Linked DNA regions of Mus musculus: region 2 is linked to region 1. The links are chromatin loops, found by intact Hi-C in ENCODE. Cell type or tissue: left cerebral cortex. All regions are shown on one strand.

Region 1 (2,500 bases):
CTAATGACCGGGAGCATTCTGAGAAGTGAGTCCTTGTGCAAACAGCCAAGTGTGCACTCACGCTAACCTGGGCTGTGTAGGTCAGTCACTTGACCCAGCTTCTTGATGCAGTCAAGAGACAAGGCAAATATGAGATGTGAGGCTGAGCCAGAGTCAACCTATCATATGGCCTTAGGATAAATATTGTTTAAAAAATGCAGGTAGGGAAGGTTACTCCAAGGACACACAGTATCAGTTTGATGAACTCAAATCAGTAGCATTGTTACAAAGTATTAGCACTGTTAGTAGTATGTGTCACTTTCATATGCCTGCCAGGGCTGCAGAGTTAACTGGGGGCAGTATTGCCATAGTTGGCAGAGGAGGAATGTTTTGAACCAAGGGGTTACAGTGGCCAGCTGATGAACATAACCATCTGCAGACATCTTTGAGGTATGTGTCTGTGGCACCAGAACTCAAGGTCACCCTTGGCTACAGGACATTTGGGGCCACCCTGGGCTACATTTGCCCCAGTTTCAATAAAGAAACCAAGAGATGGTGTTTAACAAGACCCAATGGCATAAATTGGTTTCATGTTAGACATTGTTAGTTTTGAAGGATTTCTAAGTTTTTATATTCTACCTTCTGTTGTCTCTTCTTAACATACGTATATATGGTTTTACAGGAAATCCTAGTCTTATAAAAATACTTAGATATTGTCAATTATTAACATATTAAGTGGCAACTACGTTGGAGTAACTATTACTGTTCTAATCAGTGATTTGTGTAAAAAACTATCAAATTAATTTTGTGTTACATGGGCTGAGAATGTAGCTCAGAGGGCTTGCCTCGCATGTACAAAAAACATGATTTTAGCCTCAGGACCACCTGAGCCAAAAGTGATGGTGTATGTCTATAATCCCAGTTCTGTCAGTTTCTGTGGAGGTGGAGGCAGGAGGATCAGACCAGAGATTCAAGGTTTCCTCAGGTATATAGTGAGTCTGGGGACAGCTTGAGCTACATAGAATCAGGTCTCCAGAGAGATGGAGAGAGAGAGAGAGAGAGAGAGAGAGAGAGAGAGAGAGAGAGAGAGAGAGAGAGAGAGAGAGAGAGAAAGAGAGAGAGAATATCACGTCAGCCAGTAGATGGCACTGTGGTGTCATGCTTGAAGAGAAGCTACAGGCGTGACCATTTGTCCTCACTGCAATCTGGCACAATTAAGGCAAAAATGACTTCATATTTCATTTAGAAAAATACAATTTAATAAACAAGCAGATAGGCTTTAACAGAGTTCTGGCAAGCCTTTCTTCCTTGTTTATAACCAGCATCCCCATTGCCTTTGGTGTCTTAGCTTTCCCCGAGGTTAAGCATGTCTTCTTCACCCCGTTCCGTGTATAAACCCAATTACTTGACCACGAGTGTTGCAGTTTACAAGCACCCAGATGTTTTACTGTTATCATTCCTTCGGTTCAAAGTATATCCATGAAAAAGTTTGTGTGGTCTATGATGACACACACATGTATGTATATATGTCTATGTATGTACACATGCACCGCCCTCCCCCTCCCCCACTACAGTTTCAGCCAGCTGCAGAGTATAATATGTTACAAAGTCTAAAATACCAGGGCTAGGACCTAGCCCAAGTTGTAGTGTGCAAGCCCAGCATGCAAGAGTCTCTAGATTCCATTCCCAGCACATATAAAATTGTGTGTGACTGCACATAACCCCAGCACGTGGGCAGTAGAGGCAGAAGGATCAGAAGAAGGTCAAGGCACTTCTTGTCTACCTAGCTGGAGTCCAGATCCTAGTTCAAATAATAAAACAAAGTAAGTTTCCATGAAAGTACTCCCTGCAGGTCTCTTCTGCATGTCCTGCCTGCTGGCACTGCGGTCCACAGCAGCGTGGCTCGCTCTGAGCACTCTGCGCAGACTCTCTTGGTAGCTTCAATAGGGATGTCCGGAGAACACCGCCTAGACTCCTCTTCCTTGCTCTTTGCAGCTTCTCTGGTACTTCTCGGCTGTGGCTGTCGCGGTGCTTGCTTTCTTGGCTGTGGTAGTGTATGCTGACCCACATTCCCTCTTTTCCAGAAGGGACAACTCCCTGAATGTTGAAGTCCCACGGATCACAATGACCTCCCACAGTTTTCTTTCAATCCAGAAATCAAGTCTTTGGCTCTCTCCATCTTGGGGTCTGCATGAGGGGGTTTGCATTTTGACAAATGATACAGGCCCCAAACCGGGGCACTCCATATTTTCCTCCCACAAAAAGCTTTCTGAAAGCAAACTCACTTCTCAGGATATTCCCAGATTTCTCGTGGCTCCATAAGTCCCAGATCTTCAACACTGTCCTGTGTGATCTGTCCTCAGTTTGAGCATTCCTCGCATCTTGTGGGTGTCAGCCTCAGCAGGCTTTTTATCTAATTTGCTACACAGGCCTTTGGCAACCAACCTGTAGACCTTGGGGCACACTCTCCTTTCTGCCTGGTGTTCCCCATGCAGCACTGCATGAACTTGGCCACGCCCAC
Region 2 (2,500 bases), 530 kb after region 1:
CCTCCCTAGCTTTACGTAAGCGCTACAGCTACTTGACTGAACCCAGCATGAGTGAGTTTCCTGACACGTCCACTAATCTATGTCGATTTTTATCAGAAGAAGAGACATTTTTTCTATATATGCTAAATTCTGGTGTCATTTGGGGGGAAAACAAACAAACAAAACAAAAAACAAAAACAAGATACCCTGAACCAATTGCCTACAGAGAAATTTCATAAGCCCATTATGAAATTTAACGTGCCGTGCATCATAGGTCCAGATCCCCCAAGTCAAAGCTGCAAGTGAATTTCTGTTCTTGAAGTTAGTCATGAACTCTTGTATTTATAAATGGTTTTGTCTTGTATTTTTTTTTTCCCACTTTGAAAGCCTTGCTTTGACTTTGGCGATTGTTAATATGCTCACAGATAAATACTGGTGTTCTTTTGAATGCGTGCTTGAAAGGGAAGGTGCGTATTTACTTCTGTATATTTGTGGTGGCACAGGTGACGGCTAGGTTCCTTTGTCATCTGTTCTCTTACTAGACCTGGACCATGGCATCCTCCTCCTGTGAGGCTCATGTTTCATCTTCTGAGGGAAACACTAGTTTATGGCCTTCTACCTCACTTCCCAACTCTCCTGCCTTCTGTTGAAAATCTCATTTCTAAGGCTGTTGTTGGGCTAGGCTGGGAAAGTTCCTTGGTCCTAGTGGTTGAATTTACTTGTAACTGGCTCTTAAAGGCTGACTGACTGGCACAGCGGTTATAAGTCAATTTGGTCACACTGTCTTTCTCTACCACTTCCTCCCTTGTGGTCGCAGTATGCAACCTATGGTCATCATATTGAGATGAAAATACTTTGTCGTTGATCACTGACTCCCAGATATTCACACTTATGTTCCCAGAGGCTCAGGGATGGAACAGTAGGAATCATAGTGTTGGCTTCTCCCTCTTCTTCTGGGTCCTGTGGGCAGCGTGCATATGACACAGAAGGAAATGGCTCCACCGTGTGTTACAGTGCATTTGATTCTCAAGTTCCTAAGGGAAGTTTTTGTATTCAGATTCAAAATGTGGAATAGAAGAGAAACAAGAGAAACATAGATAGAAAGCCTATTGTTTTCTTGAATAGTCCCTCAGACCTAAGTTTTCCACCCCGGCAGACACAGCTCTGTTCCAAAAGCAGCAGTTGGAAATTAATTGTGATAGAGAACAGGGAAGTGGACCTTCCCTGTAGCTAGTTGGTTTTTCAGTCAAGTCAATTGGGTGTAACTCTGGGCTATAGTTTTCCTTTTGGAGACCCTCACACGATAGTTGTTGGGAGTCCCTAGGTGGCATTCTTGGCTTTGGAGAGGCTTGTTGAAGACACTACATTAATTAGGTCAGAGGCAGGCAGCATTCCCCTACTCTGTCCTCGAGGTGTCATTTTGTTTGGAACACCTGAAATATAAGCCCCAGTGTGTCCTGGGTGAGTTTGCCTTGCACACACACAAGTGTTGCTATCTGGCTTGTGTCTGCTAGCTCTGTTCAGCTTGTCTTTGACTTTTGGCAGAAGGAAAGGGTTTTGGTTTGCTTTTTTTGTCTGTTTTGTGACAGAGGACATGGGGAAGTGGAACAGAAGGGTAAGAAAGGACTAAGAGAAAGACCGTAAGGGAAAGGCCCCAGCCCAGCCCCAGGTGTTAAATTCTAAATGAATTACACTTTTCCCCCATCCTTCTGGCCTGGGTGTTGTTAAGCACTGGACCAACCGGAATTGGCCATGCTCACAGAGGATGTCAGGAAGTGGGTATCACTAAAACATAAAATGTATATCCGCGTGGTCATTTGGTGGCTCCTTTCAAAGTTTTAAACCATAGGGGTACTTCAAGAGGACTTCTCATCAGGGCCTGCAGAAATGGCTTAGTGATTACTGCTCTTGCAGAGGACCTGAGTTCAGGTCCCAGCACTTACGTCAGACAGCTCACCACAGCCCATCACTCCAGCTTCAGAGGGATCTAGCATCCTCTTCTGGGCTTTACAATACCTGCCCTGAGGTTATTGAATCAAAGGCATCACCAAGCCACAGGCCTACAGTATGCCCTTTCCCACGGGCCAAGCATTAGGGTGTTTTGCCCGGGTAAGGTCCCCTTAGCGCCTCTGCTTTTAGTAAGGGGTGAAGGAGGCTCTCATGCCCTCAGCACACCCCACTGTCACCATAAACTGTTGCCTTTTTTGGGACAAGACTGTACTCATCTCTGGCGTGGGACATTTGTTAGCCCTTGGCAGGCATTGCAAACCTGTAACCACAGTGATTGGCTTTATTTACGGAAGCAGCGATGGCTAAGCTTGCATGTGTGGTGCCCCATGTGCGCCCACCTCATGTGTGGGTTTCTTGCCTGTTGTGGGAAGAATGTTGGTATACGTTGGTATCATCAGGTCCACTTTTCCTCGTGGCTGTTGCACGTTCATGAACTAGCGATTATGAATTCGTAATAAGTATTATGAATATTCTAGAGCGGCACCAGACTGATTCCTTTGCATTAGGGAAA

Evidence for each region. Peaks named below come from ENCODE experiments on the same cell type or tissue, not always from the same donor. Only the 100,000 strongest peaks of a DNase experiment are listed, where the experiment ranks them.
Region 2: a loop joins it to region 1, with 3.0 times the contacts of the local background. A loop is called at or near these places in 2 of 42 quality-filtered maps.

The regions. Positions count from the first base shown.
Region 1 is chr10:69,451,236-69,453,735 of GRCm38, forward strand. No RefSeq gene overlaps it. Among named protein-coding and RNA genes, the nearest start is that of Ank3, 81 kb to the right of the region's middle. In left cerebral cortex, a CTCF peak has its summit at 1,142 (motif pointing right); DNase peaks (open chromatin) are centred at 1,136 and 1,927; H3K4me3 peaks cover 328 bases.
Region 2 is chr10:69,982,147-69,984,646 of GRCm38, forward strand. It overlaps Ank3 (ankyrin 3, epithelial), which reads left to right. Exons shown (of 43, transcript NM_146005.3): 36 at 1-51. Among named protein-coding and RNA genes, the nearest start is that of Gm33361, 62 kb to the left of the region's middle. In left cerebral cortex, a CTCF peak has its summit at 983; no DNase peak of the experiment used is centred here.